Regions from separate parts of the Homo sapiens genome. Here all the other regions are linked to region 2. Evidence: read pairs that join two places in POLR2A ChIA-PET (ENCODE). Cell type or tissue: CD4-positive, alpha-beta T cell. All regions are shown on one strand. Each heading gives the region's core, and the rest is flanking DNA. Links, peaks and the distances in the headings are about the cores only. Region 1 overlaps TMEM134 (transmembrane protein 134). Region 2 holds the start of PPP1CA (protein phosphatase 1 catalytic subunit alpha). Region 3 overlaps KDM2A (lysine demethylase 2A).

Region 1 (6,061 bases), core at 237-5,236, 62 kb after region 2:
TTATAAATAACTGGAGAGAAAAGTCAGATTCACGGTGTTCTGTCAAAGTGTTCATGTAGACTAAGGGTGGGGAAACTTTCTGTAAAGGGCTGGAGAATAATTATTTTCAGCTTTGAGGCTTTGGTCTCTGTTGCAGCTGCTCACGCAACTCTGCTGTTGAAGTTTGTAGTGCAAAGTCAAGTCAACAAATGAGTGTGGCTATATCAGAAATTTTAATAAATAACAGTAAAACTTCATTTATTGACATGGAAATTTGAATTTTATATAATTTTATGTCATAAAATCTTATTATTCTTTGACTTTTCTCCAACCATTACAAAATATAAAAACCACTCTGTGGACTATACCTTGCTGATTCCTAACGCAGACTTCTAATGATGGGAATCACCACTTCTGAAATTGCTTTCTGTTAAGACTGTAGAATGAAGTCGGGCGAGGTGGCTCAGGGGTTGGAGACCAGCCTGGCCAACATAGTGAAACCCTGTCTCTACTAAAAATACAAAGATTAGCTGGGCATGGTGGCATGTGCCTGTAGTCGCAGCTACTGAGAAGGCTGAGGCATGAGAATCGCTTAAACCGGGAGGCAGAGGATGCAGTGAGCCGAGATCGGGCCACTGCACTCCAGCCTGGGAGACAGTGAGACTCGTCTCAAAAAAAAAACAAAAAAAAAAAAAACAAGGAGTAAAAAGTTGTTAGCTGCGATTCTGTGTTAATTGCCTGTTTGTTCATATTCAATGGTTTTTGTCATTTTTCCTTTTTCCTATGTTTGTTCTGATTATATTTATTGAAATGTAATTTTATGTCTAATTAATCTGATAAACTGTGGACTTGTATTCTGTATTTTTTTTTTTTTTGGAGACAGAGTCTCGCTCTGTCGCTCAGGCTGGAGTGTAGTGGCGTGATCTCGGCTCACTGCAACCTCTGCCTCCCGGGTTCAAGCGATTCTCCTGCCTCAGCCTCCTGAGTAGCTGGGATTACAGGTGCGCACCACCATGCCCGGTAATTTTTTTGTATTTTTAATAGAAATGGGATTTCACCCTGTTGGCCAGGCTGGTCTCGAACTCCTGACCTCATGATTCACCTGCCTCGGCCTCCCAAAGTGCTGGGATTGCAGGCATGAGCCACCACGCCCAGCCTCTGTATGTTTTTTATTTCATTTTTCTAGTTTTTAAAATTTTTATGTTATTTATTTATTTATTTTTTAAATAGGTCTCAGTCTGTCTTCCAGGCTGGAGTGCAGTGGTGCAATCATGACTCCACTGCAGCCTCCCAGGCTCCGTGATCCTCCCACTCCAGCCTCGCAAGTGGGTGGGACTACAGGCGCCCCACCATGCCTGGCTAAGTTTTTGTATTTTTTGTAGAGATGGGGTTTTCCCATGTTTCCCAGGTTGGTCTCGAACTCCTGGGCTCAAGTGATCCTCCCACCGTGGCCTCTCAAAGTGCTGGGATTACAGGCATGAGGCACGGCACCCGGCTAGTTCTTCTTATGAAAGTACTGGACCGTGATGGATTAGAAATGAAAACTGGTCCTTTACCATAGCTAGTTGGGGGACCACTGGTTTAGGAGTTCCTGCATCCAATGGGTGCCCCCTAAGTGCCTTGAATGGGGGATGAGGGTGGGAAGTCTGCGGGGCCTGGAAAGGTGGGAGCGAGAGCAAGAGTCTGGGTGTCCATTCCTCTAACTCAGAATCCTGAAGGCCCCGCTGTGTTGGGTGCTGCAGACAGTGGTTTGTGGGACCCGTGTTTTGGTGGGGGAGATAGACAGTACGGGCAGGTGCACCAACAGGGCCTCCCAACCCTTGCTCACTCAGCCAGCCTCTTGGTTGGCCGGTAGGGGAGACCAGCTCAGTGCCGGTTTCCTTCTCCCTCCCCGACAGTGTCATGGGAAGAGCCCTGGGCTACGTTCCTAATTCTACCTACCACCTGCTGGCTGTCCTTGGGTGAGTCAGTCCTTATCTGTAAAATGGGACGGAGGTAGTGAAGATTACAAGATATAACCCGTGTTCAGTGCTTAGCGCAGGGCCTAGTATATTTTCTTTTCTTTTTTTTTTTTTAAATAGAGATGGGTTCTCGCCATGTTGTCCAGGTTGGTCGCGAACTCCTGGGCTCAAGCGATCCTCCCACCTTGGCCTCTCAAAGTGCTAGGATTACAGGCTTGAGCCACCGTGCCCGGCCATCCTGGGGTCTTTCAACAAATTGATAACTGGTAGCTACTATGATCTCAGATTTCAGGTTTCTCAAAGATTCTGTTTCTTGTTTCGTAAGATTCTGAAATGCTGATGTTCCAAAATTCTGAGATGGTTTGTTTCTAACGTTCTGCATTTCTAAGTCTTTGACCACTGAGGGTGTCTGTCAGGCGCGGCTTCCTATGCCCTCTGCCCCCAGGTTCTCCCAACCTCTGGGACTGGGAAGGAGGGCAGTGGGTGGAGGGGGCTGGGCCATTGCCTTGACATGGCCCACATTCAGGGCTGGCTGTGGCAGCCCAGGGCCCCAGAGCCAGGCTGGAACTAGGATACCAGCCTCCAGGTCCCAGGCCTGCGTCATCTCTGCGTGCCCTCGGCCAGGGCCACCAGACAGAGACGGGCTGGTTGAGTCATCCAAGGGCTGGGGGTGGGGCAGGCTGTTCCGGCCGGCTCCTGGCTGGCAAGGCAGGAGTCCTACGCCCAGCTCTGCCCCTAACATGCCCCGTGCCCTTGGGCAAGCCTCAGCATCAGGGCTGCCACGCGTTCGGTGGTGCTCGAAGCCCTTCAGCGTCAGGGTCAGTCCTTGGGAGGGGGGCTGTGGTCAGGCTGGTGGGCTGGGCTAGCAGTGGCAGGACAGGAGGAGAGCAATTGCCTCTGGTGGAATTAATTACTCTTTTATTAGCACAAAATAACAGCAACCTAGCAGCCGCACGGCCCGAGAATAAGTTAAGGCACAGAGCAGGCGACGGGCGGCTTTCCCAGGGCCAGGCCTGCATGCCCCGAACTTCCTGAGCAAACTCCCTAGGGGCTGGGGTTTCGAGGGTCCTGGAGGGCCTCTTCCCTTGAGATGAGGGGAACGGAACAGGGCAAGAGGGGCGCCCCCATGGGCGCAAGGGGTCCACGCTGCGCCGCGATCACTTCTCGAAGTAGGGCAGGTAGAAGAACTGGAAGCCCCGGTGGCCCTTGACCGCGCAGTAGATGAAGATCACGTGATAGACTGCGGGGCGGGGCCTGTCAGCGCAGAAGCCCCGCCCCTCCCCGCAACACCGCCCCCAGTGCCGCCCCACAGCCCCCGCCCCTTCCGCCCCGGTGCCCGCTCGCACCTCCAGGCACCAACAACAGGAAGCCCGGCACGAAGAAGATGGCGCTGGAGACACCTGCGGGAGGGACCAGAGCCCGGTCAGGGCGAGGGGGCGGAGGCTTCGAGGCCTTCCGGGCTGCCGCTGACTGCCCGGGCAAGCCTCACTCCCAGCTGAAAAGGAGCCGTGTACTGCCGGGAGGTGGGAGGGCTTGCCGTGGACCCGTGGACACAAGACAGGGGTGTCCTCTGCCTGTGGGGGCGGGAGGGTCGCTCACCTGGAGAGGGGGTCGCCTCCAGTCCCACGCCGACCAGGATCAGCACTGCACACAGACGGAGCCGCGGGGGTGGGGGCAGGAGCAGTGGTGAGGGCGGGGGCTCCCACCCCCAGCCCGGCTCACCCACCACCTGAGCTGAAGGTGCCCTAGGCAGAGACCCTCCCCAGGAAGCTCACCAAGCTCTGTTTCCAGAGCAAGGCACTGAGCAGGCCCTGGGAAGTGTGTGAAAGGAGAGATTTTTCTTTGTTCCTTGGGGTGGGCTTTTAGTCATTCAGCAAACATTTATGGAACACCTACTGCGTGCCTGGTACTGGGAATTCCGCCCTGAAGGGCAGATAAGGTCCCTGCCCTCATGGCCCGTCCTTAGTGGAGGAACCAATAAGAACCTGAAAGCTAACAGTACAGGTGATTGGGATATAGGGGGTAAGAACAGGGCAGTGCAGGAGTCCTGGGTCCCCAGTTAGAAGAGTGATGGGGGAATGAGGAGCTGGACTTTGGGCTCTGCAACAAGGGGGGTAGTAAGCCTGGGGGACTGGGGGGCCACCATGGACTGCTTTGTGCATTGCCCAGACTACTTCAAAAAGGGTGGGCCAGGTGTGGTGGCTCATGCCTGTAATCCCAGTGCTTCAGGGAGCCAAGGCAGGAAGATCGCTTGAGGCCAGGAGTTTGAAGCCAGCCTGGGCAACATACCAAGATCCCCATCTCTATAAAAGGTTAAAAAAAAATTAGCCCAGCCCAGGCGTGGTGACTCATGGCTGTAATCCTAGCACTTTGGGAGGCTGAGGCAGGAGGATCACTTGAGTTCAGGAGTTCAAGACCAGCCTGGGCAACATAGTGAGACCTTGTCTCTATTATTATTTTAAAAAAAAAAAAATTAGCTGAGCATGGTGGTACATGCCTGTAGTCCCAGCTACTAGGGAGGCTCAGCTGGGAGGATGGCTTGAGTCCAAGAGTTTGAGGCTGCAGTGATCATACCACAGCTCTCCAGCTTGGGCAACAGAACAAGACCCTGTCTCTAAAAAATAAAAAGGGCTGGGCGTGGTGGCTCACGCCTGTAATCCCAACACTTTGGGAAGCTGAGGTGGGTGGATCACCTGAGGCCAACATGGTGAAACCCCATCTCTACTAAAAAAATACAAAAAATTAGCCAGGTGTGGTGGCGCGCGCCTGTAATCCCAGCTACTCTGGAGGCTAAGGCATGAAAATCCCTTGAACCCAGGAGGCAGAGGTTGCAGTGAGCCGAGATTGCGCCACTACACTCCTGCCTGGGCGACAGAGCAAGACTCCTCCTCAAAAAATAAATAAATAAAAATAAAGGGGTATAGGGTATGATGGGGGCTGAAACTCACTCCCTGCACCCTACAAAGGCCCTCTAAGGCGCTCTGGTAGCCCCAGGCTTGCCTTGCTGGGTTGAGGGGAAAAATGAAAGAACTTGGCAGCACTACCAGGGCCAGTGTACAGCGGTGCTGGGAAGTGGCAGCCCCCTCCCCCACACTCAAACACCCTGAGCAGAGGCCAGACTCTGTGCCAGGGGCCTGGCTGGCTGGGGAGCCTTGGCCTTCCTGGAGAAGCGGAGAGATGAGCCAGGGTAGCAGCCACAGTTAGTCCCTTCTTATGGATCACTCGTGACCCCAACCCTGGATCCTTTCTGGGGACTCTGCCTCCTCTACCCCAAAGAACGAGGTGCCTGGGAGCCAAAGAACACCTGGTGTGAGATCTGCCTGCTCTGGACCAAAAGTTCCCCCATCTGAGCAATGGGTAGGAGAGGGGTGCTTGTCAGTGCTTAGATGCCAGACAAGGGGAAGTGCCAGGTGCCCTGCGGCTCTGCACTGGCTGGGCACTCGGCATCCCTGAGCCCCTACACGTGGCTTCTGGGCACCACCTCACTTGTAGGACTTCTGTAAGATGGGAAAATAAAACTGCCCTGCACCTTGCCCAGAGTAGACACAGAATAAATGGTAGCTGCTACTCTTCTGTCCTCTAATGGATTTAAACAGGTTAAATTTTTTAAAAAAGGAAAAGTCTTTGCAGTGATAAGCCAGGTTCCATTTTCAGCTATGTGTGATTTCCTGGCTGTGTGCCCAGGTCACAAGGCCTCTGTCTCCTCACCTGTAAAATGGGAGTGTGATGATGGCAGCCAGCTGCCTCCTCAGGATGCTGGGAGGCTCAGTGTCAAGGGGGAGGCAGAGCCTGTACAAAAGGAGGGCAGAGCCTCCCACGGGGCCCCTCTTGACCCCAACCCTCAGGGCCACTCACCCAGCCCCAGCAGCAGGAGCAGGAAGGAGGCCAGCACCACTCGGCGGTTCTTCTGGATCAAAGGGTGTTGGGTCCAGCTGGGTGGCAGGAGAGCAGGGTGAATGTGAAGGAGGTGGAGGGAGGGGGTGCAGGAGGCTGTGGGGGTGGAGCCAGGGCTGCTCGGCTGGGGGCTTAGGCGGGCAGGCTCACCTGCAGCAGGTGTTGTAGGAGCGCTGGGTGCTGCTGCTGATGGTGCTGAAGGACCACTGGGAGCTGCGGATGGAAGT
Region 2 (8,423 bases), core at 1,877-6,876:
GAGACTCCCAAGCGGCTCTGTGCAGAAGAGCTGCCAGGCAGTGTCTTAGATGTGAGACGGAGGCCATGGCGAGAATCCAGCTTTGACCTTTATTCAAGAGACCAGATGGGTTGCCCCAGGATCCGGCTGCCAGCCCTGAGGCCAAGCACGGCTGGAGACCCACGACCTGGCCTGCCGTTGCCCTGAGCTGCAGCCTCGGCCCCAGGATCCTGCTCACAGTCACCGCAGGTGCAGGCAGGAAGCAGCCCTGGGGGACTGGACGCTGCTATTGATTCATTAAAAAAAGAAAAGAAAAATACACCAAGGCTCCATGTTCCCCGTGACAGGTGGGCCTGAGGGGTCGGGGTGACCCCCCCCCAGCATGGCAGCATGATTTCTGTACAATCAATCCATCATCTGGGGCACAGGGTGGTGTGCGGGGGCTATTTCTTGGCTTTGGCGGAATTGCGGGGTGGGGTGATGGGTCGGCCTCCAGGGTTCAGGCCACTGAACTGCCCGTACTTCCCCTTGTTCTTGTCGGCGGGCTTGAGGATCTAAAAGAGACAGTGTTGGTCAGGCTCATGGGGCTGAGCCACAGGGCCTAGCGGCTCCTTTCTTCCCCACACTCACCTGGAAAGAGCACATGAGGGTCTCGTCCACACTCATCATGGCGCCAGCATTGTCAAACTCGCCACAGTAGTTGGGAGCTGAGAAAAGTGTCACCAGCTGCCGCTTGGCAAAGAACTCGTAGCCGTCTTCTACCACCTGGGCGAGGATGGGAGCAGTCAGTCCCGAGCGCAGGCACGGCCCTCCCCTTCCCCTGCCGCAGGCCGGAGCCACCAGCCCACCTGGTGTGCTCGGCAGATGAGGTCCAAGTCGTGCTTGTGGAGGAACTTGGCCACCACCTCGGCTCCAAAGGTAAAAGAGACGCCACGGTCGTTCTCGCCCCAGCCCTGCACGTCCTTGTCAGGGTCAGACCACAGCAGGTCACACAGCAGGCCCTGGTCAGGCACATCTGTGGGCCGCATGATCCGCCGAATCTGCTCCATAGACTGCAGGTCCGGGGACAGGCCTGGGGGGCCGGGGGAAGGTCACTTCCTCAAACAAGGACATCCTCCCTCCAGGAAGCCTTGGCCAATGAACCCCACCTTTCCCACCACCCTCCTGGTCCCGCCACTGGTCTCCTGGGCGCCTAGACAGGCAGAAGTCATCCCCTTCCCCTCAGCTTTTTCAAGTTCCCAAACAGGCACAAAGGCATCCCTGCCCTCAGGAGCACAGAGCTCCCGGGAGAAAGGAGACAAGCCCACTCCATGTAGGACACACATCAAGGAAGTGAGTGCAGCCCAGCACAGTGGGGTATGGGGGACACTTCCTGGAAGGAGTGACTTCCCAGATGAGACCTAAGGAGAGCTGCCGGGTGCTGAGGGATGCGGCCAGTGCTCCTCCTCCCCAGCCATCCCCTCCCTCACCTCCGTGGCAGCAGAAGATCTTTTCGTCCACTATGGCCGCGATGGGCAGGCAGTTGAAGCAGTCAGTGAAGGTTTTCCACAGTTTGATGTTGTAGCGTCTCTTGCCTGCCCAGGGGGAGGTGGCTGTGAGGTGCCTGCCTACCCCACCCTCAGCCAGGGTCCCTGGGCTATTCAGCCGTGGCTGGGAGGAGAGAGTCAGGCACCGATGCAAACCACCCCCCACCCCTGCCACCTGTCAGCCTTCCAGGAGCAATTCTAGTTACTTTTTATTTTAATTAAAGAAGACAGGATCTGGCCAGGCGCAGTGGCTAAGACCTGTAATCCCAGCACTTTGGGAGGCCGAGGCGGGCGGATCACCTGAGGTCAGAAGTTCGAGACCAGCCTGACCAACATGGAGAAACCTCGTCTCTACTAAAATACAAAAAAATCAGCCAGGCGTGGTGGCGCATGCCTGTAATCCCAGCTACTTGGGAGGCTGAGGCAGGAGAATCGCTTGAACCCAGGAGACGGAGGTTGTGGTGAGCCGAGATCACACCATTGCACTCTAGCCTGGGCAACAAGAGTGAAACTCCGTCTCAAAAAAGTAAAGAAACAGGGTCTTGCTCTGTCACCCAGGCTGGAGTGCAGTGGCAAGATCATAGCTCACTGTAACTTGGAGCTTCTGGGTCCAAGGGATCTTCCCGCCTCGGCCTCCTGCCAGAAGTAATTCTAAAGCACCCGAGTCCACTGGAAACTAAGTTCCAATCTGGACCAGCCTCAGGGTTGGCACTCCTCGCATGCCCCCACCCATGAGCCGGGCCAAGTCCAGGTCTGGTTTATCTCAGCTTCTGGACAGCAGAGCCCATCTGCAAACATCCTAAGTGCTTAGTAGCAAATGTAGGGGGAGTGTCACCAGGCAGGGCCCTGGGGGAAAGCACTAGAATCCGGGCAGCCCTTCAGTCAGCAACCATTCCCCAGACCCCATGCCAGGAGGGGCAGGGCAGGCACGAGAACGGACCTGGGCCCCGCCTTCGTGGAGCGCACAGTCTATCAAGTGTCTGTCAGATATCAGGCCAATGTGAAGGTCCCACTGAATGGCAAAGAGTGCGGTTCAGGACCCGGGCAGCCCCAGACGCTCAGACCACTCACACTCATCGTAGAAACCATAGATGCGGTTGATGCTGGCACACTCGTGGTTCCCACGGAGCAGGAAGAAGTTCTCGGGGTACTTGATCTTATAGGCCAGCAGCAGGCAGATGGTCTCCAAGGACTGCTTGCCCCTGTCCACATAGTCCCCCAGAAAGAGGTAGTTGCTCTCGGGAGGGAAACCGCCATACTCAAATAGTCGCAGAAGGTCGTAGTACTGGCCGTGTATGTCACCTGTGACCCAGGGAACCGGGTAAGCTAGATGCAAGGTCTAGACCTGAACCCAGGGCCAGGACTGCGCTCAAGGGAGGAGGGCTCCAGGAACTCTGTGGGGTCCAGTGCCACTTTTAGGAAGGCAAGGGGACCTGGGCCGGGGGCTCACCGCAGATCTTGAGGGGTGCCTCCAGCTCCAGAAGAATGGGCTGGCTCAGAAAAATCTCCCGGGATTTCAGGCACAGACCGCGGATCTCGTTCTCTGTCAGCTGTACATTCTTGCCAGGCCGCGAGCCCTGCACTGGGGCGCAATGGGGTGTCAGGACCCTGGACCCTGACAGGAGGAGGGTGGGCGACACGGGTGGCCCCATGGATACCTCCGGGGGCGCCTAGGCCTCCTCGGCCCCTCCTTGCCCACAGGCAGCTGTTGCTGCTGAGCCTCCCGGGACCGCGGCCTCAAGCCTCCCAGGGGAAGCCCCCAGCTACCCTCAGCGCCTCGGGAGGCGACTGTCGTGCGCAGGGGGCTGCCACCAAAAACCTCACAGCGCAGGACCCCTTCCTGGACCGGGCTTCCCGGGTTTCTCCCTCGCCCCAAGAGCCCAGGCAACCCGTGCGCCCCCAGCCCGGGAGAGGGGGGGAGCTGCTCCGCGCGTCGGAGCTGGCCCCGGACCTCTCAGGCGCGTCCGCGGGGGGGCAGCTGCGGCCACGGAACCTCGCTGCCCGTCCCCGCCCAGTCTAAGCTGGCCCCGGGGGCCCGCCCGCGCGCCACTTCCGGGCCGGGCAGGGGGCCAGGGCGCGGCGGACGCGGGCCTCCCCCGCCCCGACCAACCTTCCAGCAGGCGCCCGATGATCGAGTCCAGGTTGAGCTTCTCGCTGTCGGACATGGCGGCGCCGCCGCTCCAGCCCAGCAGCTCCTGGCCCGCTCCTGCCTCCCGCCCTCCGGCAGCCTCCTTCCGGCCTGGCTCTCCTTCCGCCCGCCCCAGTCCGCCCCCGGCCCGCGGCCCCGCCTCCAGGCCTCCCGGGCCCGCCCCGCCCAGTCCCCCGCCCTCTAGCGCCCCCGCTGGACGTGAGGCGCGGCGGCCCGGGGGGCGGGGCCTCGGCGGCGGGCTGGGGGCGGGGTCTGTCGGGGGCGTGACCAAGCTGGTTACGCCCCAGAGGAGGCGCCCAGCCCTGTTCAGAGGATGTGGGGCCGGAAGGACTGTGGAAGTTGTTTTTCTCTTTCAAAAGCCCAACAGACTTTCCCACCCCTTCCCTGGGTGGAAGGTGTTGTGAACATGTTAATAACCGGCTGCTAGGCACTGAGGGTTAACTGCTCCAAGTGCAGGAAAGGAAACTGAGGCTCAAGAGATAAAAACAGCCTGGACCTCGCATTCACGGAGGACCCCCCACTTCTTCGTGGGTCTCTGTGGCGCCCAGGCGGCTGACCACACTCAAAGACAGCTACGGCTGAATTCCCAGCGCACTTTGGTCCTTGGGGCATGCTAAATTAATATTTTCTTATAAGTCCCATAATTCGCTTTTTTTTTTTGAGACAGAGTTTTGCTCTGTCCCCCAGGCTGGAGTGCAGTGGCGCGACTTTGGCTCACTGCAACATTCACTTCCCGGGTTCAAGCGATTCTCCTGCCTCAGCCTCTGGAGTAGCTGGGATTACAGGCGTGCGCCACTGTGCCCAGCTAATTTTTGTATTTTTAGCAGAGGTGGGGTTTCGCCATGTTGGCCAGGTGGCCTTGAACTCCTAACCTCAAGTGATCCACCCCCCTTGACCTCCCAAAGTGCTAGGATTACAGGCGTGAGCCAACAAGCCTGGCCCCATAATTAGCTTTTGAGTAGCACAGTAATATTGCAGGGTGTGCACATAAAAATAATTACTTTATGAGCAGACGTGGCTGGGCACAGTGGCTCACGCCTGTAATCCCAGGACTTTGGGAGGCCTAGGCGGGCGGATCATTTGAGGTCAGGAGTTCGAGACCAGCCTGGCCAACATGGTGAAACCCCATCTCTCTAAAAATACAAAAAGTTAGCTGGGCATGATGGGAGCCTCCTGTAATCCCAGCTACTTGGGAGGCTGAGGCAGGAGAATCGCTTGAACCTGGGAAGTGGAGCCCAGGCGACAGTGCGAGACTGTCTCAAAAAAAAAAAAAAAAAAAAGAAGAGCAGACGATAAATGAACCTTAATTCTTGTTGGAACCCTGAGTTGGTGCTTTACATGCCAGTAACCTCAGAACTGGAAGTGGGCCTGCCGTGGTGGCTCAGGCCTGTAATTCCAGCACTTTGGGAGGCTAAGGCGGGATGGTCTCTTGCGTCCAGCCTGGGCAACACAGCGAAACCCTGTCTCAACAAAAAATACAAAAATTAGCTGGGCATGGTGGTGCGCGCCTGCAGTCCCAGCTACTGTGGAGGCTGACGCAGGAGGATCTCTTGAGACCAGGAGGTGGAGGTTGCAGTGAGCCCAGATCGTGCCATTACACTCCAGCCTGGGTGACAGAGCAAGACCCTGTCTCAAGAAACAAACATGAAGTCCAGGCGCAGTGGCTCATGCCTGCAATCCCAGCACTTTGGGAGGCTGAGGTGGATGGATCACCTGAGGTCAAGAGTTTGACCAATGTGGCAAAAACCCTGTCTCTACTAAAAATACAAAAATTAGCCGGGCATGGTGGTGCTTGTCTGTAGTCCCTGCTACTTGGGGGGCTGAGGCAGGAGAATCACTTGAATCCGGGAGGTGGAGGTTGCAGTGAGCTGAGACCGCGCCACTGCACTCCAGCCTGGGCAACAGAGCGAGACTCTGTCTCAAAAGAAACAAACAAAAGAACTGGAGGTGGCCCGGCCCCTGCGTCTAACAGTCCTGGGCCCTCCACACCAGCACAGGAACTCAAGCCTGCAGTCACTGGGGCCATGGGGAAGGTGGGAGGAGCCCACAGCTCAGGGGCACTGGGGCAGGCAGGAAGAGCCTCAGAGAGGAAGGGGTGACACCCCCCACCCTTGGGAGGGGCCCCCAGCGGTTGCCAAAGCTGTGTGAGGAGGAGGAGGAAGTGAGAGGAGGAGGTGAGGTGCTGCGGGAGGTGAGCTGGGCTGGTGGGGACAGGGGCAGGGCTTGGGGCTGGGTCTCCGGACAGAGGCCTGGCTTTTCTGTCAGGGCAGGGCCTAGCCCCTGCCCCCATAAAAGAGGAGACATAGGGGGCTTGGTGAGATACCCTGAAACCTCCCCCCTCTGACCCCGCAGCCAGGCCCCAGGCTGGCCGGGAGTGGCCCCTCACACTGGTTCTCCCCACTTTCTCTGCCTGTGGCATCGAAGGCCCCGGGCACCATGGCCCAGGCCCTGGGGGAGGACCTGGTGCAGCCTCCCGAGCTGCAGGATGACTCCAGCTCCTTGGGGTCCGACTCAGAGCTCAGCGGGCCTGGCCCATATCGCCAGGCCGACCGCTATGGATTCATTGGGGGCAGCTCAGCAGAGCCAGGGTAAGGGGGCAGGGTGAGGGCTGGCGGAATGCTGGGACAGAGGACAGGGGGCTGAGGGCTGAATTCTGGAGGGAGGCCGGGAGGGTCTGGTGGTAGGGATTGGGAGGGGGACTCAGCCAGTAGCACCCCTCTGCAGGTGCCAGGTGGAACCCTAAGGTGGGAAGGGTCCGGGGAGGCCTCTGTACGTCTCTTACCCCCAGCCTCCGAGGGTTTGCACCCACTACTGGGGCAGAACATCCTTCCCCTTTGAACCTCTGGCTCAGGAATCCCAGATCCAAATCACAGAACCCATACCTCCTCCTTCCCCCTTTCCCCAAGCTACAGACAGAAACACAAGTCCAGATATAGACAGAAACTTGCCCCAGGTCACACAGATCAGACACAGACCCAGACTCAAACTCAGGACTCTGGGCTTCCAGTCCAGGGCTCTCTCCAGCCAGCTTCCCCTATGAATTGTCTGTGTCCCTGTCCTGGGTGACAGCCAACCAGTCCCTCCCCCAATACACACCCACTCACCCCTTCAGTCTCCTGCTTCTGCCCACGTCGGAGCCACATCCTTTCCTGTCCCCGTGACAAGCATTGGCAGCTCCTGGGTCACAGGTCACCCCACAGGGCTCCCAGAGATCCCTAGGGCCAGGAGCTGGGTTCACCTGGGTAGCCTGGAGGGTGGCAGTGTGGGCCTTGGGTAACAGCTGCCCAGCGTCTGGATACCTGTGCCATGCACCCCCAGGCCGGGCCACCCACCTGCAGACCTCATCCGCCAACGGGAGATGAAGTGGGTGGAGATGACCTCGCACTGGGAGAAAACCATGTCCCGGCGGTACAAGAAGGTGAGGGGGGCAGGGGCCCCACTTGGCTTCCATGGCTCATTCCTCTCTGCCTCAGCCCACATCTTGGCAAAATGTACCCACCCTGTGTCCCAGCACCTCCGGCCTTTGCTCCCTGCCACCCAAAGTGGGCCCCTGCCTGCTGATGAGCTGTGCCTGGGGCCTGCCAGCAGGAGCTATGGAGGCTGCCTAGTGGAGCCCTTGGCCTCACCCACAGGTAAAGATGCAGTGCCGGAAAGGCATCCCGTCTGCCCTGCGCGCCCGATGCTGGCCCCTGTTGTGTGGGGCCCATGTGTGCCAGAAGAACAGCCCTGGCACCTATCAGGTGAGGGAGTGGGCAGGGGCCCCAATTCCCCTACCCAGAGCCCCTCACCACACTGAACCCTCACACCCACCTTCCTGGCTACCCACAGGAGCTGGCAGAGGCCCCTGGAGACCCACAGTGGATGGAGACCATTGGCAGGGACCTGCACCGTCAATTCCCTCTGCACGAGATGTTTGTGTCGCCTCAGGGCCACGGGTACGAGGCCGGTGATGCCCAGGGACCCCCAGCCCCACAAGCCCCAGGTGCTCCAGCCCACTTTCCCTAGCCCAGCTCTACAGTCTTGCATCTCAGGGGACCCAGGAAGGCCCAGGGAGGCTGAGGCCTGGGCAGAGGCCCCCAGAGGGTGGAGAAGGGGGTGCCTGCAGGACTGGCCCCTTATGGGGTCTTCCGGCACAGGCAGCAGGGGCTCCTGCAGGTGCTCAAGGCCTACACCCTGTATCGACCGGAGCAGGGCTACTGCCAGGCCCAGGGGCCCGTGGCTGCTGTGCTGCTCATGCACCTGCCCCCAGAGGTGAGTGACCTTGACCCTGCTCTGGGAACCCTAGTGACCTAGGCCCAGGGAACCCCATCCCCAGGAACTGTGGCCTCAGAAACCTGCAATCCTTGATTCCTGGACCCTGTCCTAGTGACCCAGGTCCTCATGACTGCCAGCCTCAGTGACCTTCAAGCCTAATGACCTTGACTCCAGGAACCTGGGACCCTTGACCCCAGCCTTGACCCCAGTCATCTAGGAATCTGGATGTTATCACCTTGACCCCACGACTCCTGATTCTGAACTTGGGGACTGCGACCCCAACCCCAAAGACCCAGAAACCCAGGACTTGAACTTTGGGACACTCCCAACCCTTGGCCAGTGAACCCCAACCCTGTGACCTTCAAATCTAACACCATGAGCCCTGTGATTTCCAACACCCTAAACCCCTCAGCAGACCCTGTCTTGGGCAGAGGAGGGGGCTTTTGGGAAGGGCTTCCAGGAACTGCGCAGGTTAGGAGTGGCCCTGAGTGCAGGCCCCTGTGGTGCCCAGGCCC
Region 3 (5,000 bases), core at 1-5,000, 160 kb before region 2:
TTATTCCATTAAGCCAGATTTTTAAATGTTTTTAAATTTTTCTTTATTATTATTATTATCATTATTATTATTATTAGCAACGAGGTCTTGCTGTGTTGACCAGGCTGGTCTTGAATCTTGAACTCCTTGCCTTGAGCAATCCTCCTGCCTCGACCTCCCAAGTGCTAGGATTACAGGCATGAGCCACCTTACCCAACCAACTCAGCTTTTTGTTTGTTTGTTTGTCCTGGGTCCAGGCTTACAGATTTTTTTTTGTAAAGCAACCTAGGCCAGATGTGTTAGCTCATGCCTATAATTCCAGCACTTTGGGAGGCTGAAGCAGGAGGATCACTTAAGGCCAGGAGTTCAAGACCAGCCTGGGCAACATAGTGAGACTCCATCTTCAAAAAAATTAAGAAATTAGCTGAGCATGGTATTGTGCACCTGTAGTCCCAGCTACTCAGGAGGCTGAGGTCTAGGCTGTAGTAAGCTGTCATCTACCACTGCACTTTAGCCTGGGCAACAAAGCGAGACCCTGTCTGAAAAAAAAAAAAATTTATATCCTGTTATAGGATATATTTATTTATACAAATAAAACTTTATTTGCAATATTTACTAACAAGATATTTGTAATAATTCATACATTCTTACTGAATAGAAAGTTTTAAGTAATGTAACTCAGTTATGAGGCATATATGCTTAAAGTTACATATAATTATTTTAAATATTTTCCTTATATTCTTGTATTATGTAATGTCATGGTCTTAGTAATTCTTATCTTTTTTGCCTATCTTTTATTCTCAATTAGCAGGAGGGGGTAAAGTTAGGCCTTGTTTAATTTGTGATTTGGAAACTTACTGGGAGTGAGTTTCCTAGTGCCCGATGTGATTTTTTTCCTTTCCTGGTGGCCTCTAGAATTTGCACTTGCTGCAACTTGAACTTACGTTTGTTTTAAAGTAATATGTTTTCTCTTAAGTATTCATACTTTACTATCTCTATAATATAGATAGCACTGAAGATCAAAATAAGCATTTTCCAAGAAGACCTCTCAATAGCTAGATCACTGTTAAGGAAAGCCTTTCAAACAAAATAAGCCGATTGCAGTGGGTCTTGAGTCTTAAGATACAGTGTCCGGGAGAAGTTTAGGGTTAGGATGACCATATAAGCATTTCCAGGAGAAGCTCAGCCGAGAGCACAAAAGTCTGTCCTTCCCCTGGTAAACTACTATAAAAATAACATATGTAGCCCCTGGCAGCAAAGCTCCAGACTTTAGAAAGCCTAGTTAGCCACTAAATCTGTACCAGAAACTCACTCAAACAACTGTCCTGGAAATAAATAAGAATGCTTAAGAGCTAGATGCTTAAATCAGAGCATCTGCAAAAAAGGCAAGTTATACATTTGTAAGGGTCTAAAAGTCACATAAAAATCACATTGGCTCTAAAAAAGACCCAAACTGTTTCTGCTAAGTATTTGATTCCTACTCAGGTTCTCCCATGCTGATGTTTGGTACACTGTGGATCACTAGAAACTCAACCAGAGTGTGCACCCTCCTTTCCTCCTGTAGACTGAAAGGAGTGTGTGTTCAGTCTGAGCTTCATCCCAGCTGGGGATCCGGGGATCAGGGTTTGTTGTGCAGAGGTGTGAGCAATACTTGTCAGTCCGAGTGGCTGTGAGAAGGCAGTGAGGTGTCTTGACAGGATGCAGGACTGGCTGCTTCATCTGGGGAATATCAAGAATGAGACAGGCAAACAGACTTGAATAGAAATGGAAATCCAAGAGTACAATACTGGTATTCTGAGGGTAGGATAATCTTACAGGCAGAGGAGACTGCTGGAATTGGGAGAATGTGTGTTCCCTGGCTTCCTGCACCTTGTTTAGAGGCAGGAGGGCAAAGTGTGTTGTGCCTCAGTTGTTTGACTTGGTCACGGTGGAACTGCTGCAGGATTGCTGCGCAGACATTTCTAGTACTGTACTGTGGGGGTGGAGTCCTTGTCAGAATCAGAAGCAGGCATCTGTTTTAGATGTAGTTGATGTTAGCCGTATTTTATTGAATATCTCAATATTGGCTGACATGGGCCATTTCTGAAGGTTTTTTGGAACACATAGGCAGATTCTGGATTGTGGGCTGGGAGCAAGTCAGCGAGGGCAGGTGAAGCAGGCAGTGTGCCGGAGAGAGAAGATAACTCAAGAGGAACTCAGCTCCTGTGCCTAGTTCATCCAGAGAGGCGGAACTTTGGGCGACCCCCTCTACTTGCTGAGAGGGGAGAGAGAAGTGTGTGTGCAGTCAGCCAGAGAGCTCTGGCAGTAACAGTGGTAACAGTGAGAGGTGACCCTGAGGGGAAGGGTGTGGACTGAAACAAGGACAAATGTGGGCCAAGGTGCCTAGTGTAGCCCGCAGAATGAGTTAAAGCCTTCCCTTTGGCTGGCGCCTTCAGAAGTCTGCCACCGGGAGCCCTCAGGGGGCTGGCCCTAGGTTCTCCTATTGCAGTGGTGGTGGGAGGGAGACAGGGCGGGGGCTGTGGCTGAGCTCTCCTCCCTGGCAGGGCCTCTTCCAATCGCGAGGAAGAAAGCAGTTGCTGAACACACCCCCTCCCGGCTCTGCAGCAGAACGGCTGGGCCCTCTGCCTGGCTCGCTCACTCTCGCTCGGCTCCCCCTCCTGCCATCTTCCGTTGCAAAGCATTTCTGGGAGCTGCATGTGGGTGACGCAGCAGCATTGTTCGCAGGCACAGGAAGCCGCGGCTGAGCTGAAGGGCTCGAGAAGGAGCCCAGAGCGCTGCACGCTGCTCCCTCTGGGTAGTCTGAAGGGTCAGAGCTGGACTGCCCTGCCCTATGTGCTCTGGGAGATTCCAGAATATTCAAGTAAATCCGGATTTTCCCAGAGGCAGAATATCTAACTCCTTCAGGAGAACTTCCAGTACAGAAAACAAAACAAAGACGCTGGGGAAACTTCACCAAGAGCCTCGGCAGCTCCAGAGCGACGGGAAACGAAAGGTCAGGGGGTCGATCGGCAAACCCTTTCTGGTTTGGGGTGCGTGTAACTATAGGGACTTTTGTCTCAGTGAAGAGGCAGGAGAAACTGCCTGCCGGGCGAGTCCAGGACAATGCTATGTTACTTCGTGTTGCTTGAGCCGTCATTGCACTTGTTCCCTCACCTGGTGGGATGTGCTTTTGAATTGGGTTGGTTGGCTTTTGAGAATCCTTTCCCTCTCTGCCCAGGCACCTTCTGTTCTCTTTCCCTTCCTGTGATCTGTAGGGTGTGGGCTTGTGTTTAAATGTTCTCCCGAATGCCTGGAGCCGAGATAGGCGTCAGCCTTTCCCGCACTCCACCCCCGCTCTCCTATCCCAAACCCCCTCTAGTGAAGGGTGGTGGCTTCTTTATATGGTTTCTTGTAGGGCCTCAGCTGGAGTCTGCCTTTTTTGATGAAAGCAGGGCGTGCTTGGTTGAATGGCCCCAGCAAAATAAGGCTTGGAAGGAAATCTGCATTTCCCTCCACACCCACACATACCCCAGTAACTGAGTCTTGTATGTGTGAACAGCTGCCACCCCCCACACACACACCGACACAGTTTTCCGCCTACCCTTCCCTATTCCCCACAAAAATCTTGCAGGTAGAATTAGACTGCTTTTGGTGAACAGTTAAGTTCCTTTTCTACTCTTGAACAATCGCAGATCTTACTGTGCAGTCTGTTTTGCTGAAAGTGGAAAGTCCCCGTTTGTGGACAGCTCAGTTCACTTCAGCAGAGGAAATGGGCAGAGTCCTACTCTTCGTCAGTGCGAAGTGGGGGAGGGGAGCCATGCACTCCCTAGCACACATTTTGAATGGACCTGAATTTTTCACCCTAGGGAGATTAGGAGCCCATACCAGAGCCTTGTCCCACGTGGCACCACACCCCGCCTCTTCACCCCCACGCTGTATGGTACTAACAGAAAAGGATGCCATAGCAACTTGAAGTAAATAAAACATCCGCAGATGAAATGAGTTTGGGGGAAGGTGAGAGGCATCTGGAGACTTGGCAAAAGGGGATCTTAGTAGAGGAGCTTCTTGGCTATGAGTGAAAGGGTCTTTCTGAGACCCAACTTTGGGATTTGGAGCAGGATCCTTAGGTTAAGAATGAAAATACATAAAAGTCCTGGTCTCCGGGACAGAGCACACAGGATTATGAGAAAAATTATTAGCAATGGCCCAGACTTGCTAACCTGTCCAGGATCAGAGTTTAGTGTTTGCCGAAACAGTTACCATCCTGTACATACATACCTAGGGTAGCCAGAAAAGGAATCATGTAACTTGTCTCCCAGATTTATTTTGCTGTTGGTGTTGCTTTAGGGCTCATAAGGTCAGAAGAAGAAGGATTCCATTATACTAGAAGATTTGGGTTTCAGGAGTTTCTGTCTAAAACGAAAAGATTTGGCCAGGTGCAGTGGCTCATGCCTGTAATCCCAGCACTTTGGGAGGCCGAGGCAAGCGGATCACCTGAGGTCAGGAGTTCGAGACCAGCCTGGCCAACATGGTGAAACTCCGTCTCTACTAAAAATACAAAAATTAGCTGGGTATGGTGGCAGGTGCCTGTAATCCCAGCTACTCAGGAGGCTGAGGCAGGAGAATAGCTTGAACACGGGAGGCGAGGCGGAGGTTGCAGTGAGCCGAGATAGCGCCACTGCACTCCAGCCTGAGCAACAGAGTGAGACTCCATCTAAAAAATAAAAATTAAAAAAAATATATTTGTTTCAAAATAACAGTCAACCAGTGTGATTCACTTAAGTGGCATTTTCTCACTGTAGCATTGTTCGTAAGTCATTTAAATTTTATTGGTAATGCCATGAGAACTTTTGCCCCTAAGATTGTTCCTTTCCCCCATTTAGAGGAATAAAGGCAAATAGCAGACTCTGTGGGTGTGTGTATGTGTGTGTGTGTGTGTGTGTGTGTGAGAGAGAGAGAGAAAGAAAGAGATTTGAGATTGAGATTTCTGTAATCAGCCTTAGAAGAAAAGAGCCCTGGGTTGAATCTGCACATTAGGCTGT

What was found. ChIA-PET counts read pairs that join two places held together with the same protein. Peaks named below come from ENCODE experiments on the same cell type or tissue, not always from the same donor. Only the 100,000 strongest peaks of a DNase experiment are listed, where the experiment ranks them.
Region 1: POLR2A ChIA-PET joins it to region 2 with 19 read pairs; 28 of 35 experiments call an interaction of 5 or more read pairs at or near these places.
Region 3: POLR2A ChIA-PET joins it to region 2 with 10 read pairs; 11 of 35 experiments call an interaction of 5 or more read pairs at or near these places.

What each region holds. Positions count from the first base shown.
Region 1 is chr11:67,461,517-67,467,577 of GRCh38, forward strand. TMEM134 (transmembrane protein 134) reads right to left here. Exons shown (of 7, transcript NM_025124.4): 3 at 5,985-6,061; 4 at 5,796-5,872; 5 at 3,540-3,584; 6 at 3,287-3,340; 7 at 194-3,180. The coding sequence ends at 3,098. CABP4 (calcium binding protein 4) reads left to right here. Exons shown (of 6, transcript NM_145200.5): 6 at 1-236. Among named protein-coding and RNA genes, the nearest start is that of TMEM134, 4.7 kb to the right of the region's middle. In CD4-positive, alpha-beta T cell, for the core only: no CTCF peak of the experiment used is centred there; DNase peaks (open chromatin) are centred at 2,605 and 3,305; H3K4me3 peaks cover 1,497 bases; H3K27ac peaks cover 1,987 bases.
Region 2 is chr11:67,398,113-67,406,535 of GRCh38, forward strand. PPP1CA (protein phosphatase 1 catalytic subunit alpha) reads right to left here and starts at 3,746. Exons shown (of 7, transcript NM_002708.4): 1 at 3,616-3,746; 2 at 2,956-3,087; 3 at 2,577-2,807; 4 at 1,449-1,553; 5 at 828-1,051; 6 at 610-744; 7 at 71-533. The coding sequence starts at 3,670. The coding sequence ends at 423. It overlaps TBC1D10C (TBC1 domain family member 10C), which reads left to right and starts at 5,971. Exons shown (of 9, transcript NM_001369496.1): 1 at 5,971-6,242; 2 at 6,973-7,072; 3 at 7,287-7,394; 4 at 7,483-7,589; 5 at 7,791-7,905. The coding sequence starts at 6,091. It overlaps RAD9A (RAD9 checkpoint clamp component A), which reads left to right. Exons shown (of 11, transcript NM_004584.3): 11 at 1-298. RefSeq lists enhancers at 1-557, 6,949-7,118 and a silencer at 3,228-4,007. In CD4-positive, alpha-beta T cell, for the core only: no CTCF peak of the experiment used is centred there; DNase peaks (open chromatin) are centred at 3,829, 5,739 and 6,789; H3K4me3 peaks cover 4,385 bases; H3K27ac peaks cover 4,192 bases.
Region 3 is chr11:67,237,399-67,242,398 of GRCh38, forward strand. The region is part of intron 12 of KDM2A (lysine demethylase 2A); the gene reads left to right. Among named protein-coding and RNA genes, the nearest start is that of GRK2, 27 kb to the right of the region's middle. RefSeq lists enhancers at 2,644-2,703, 2,894-2,973, 3,554-3,723. In CD4-positive, alpha-beta T cell, for the core only: no CTCF peak of the experiment used is centred there; DNase peaks (open chromatin) are centred at 2,573 and 3,783; H3K4me3 peaks cover 3,166 bases; H3K27ac peaks cover 3,124 bases.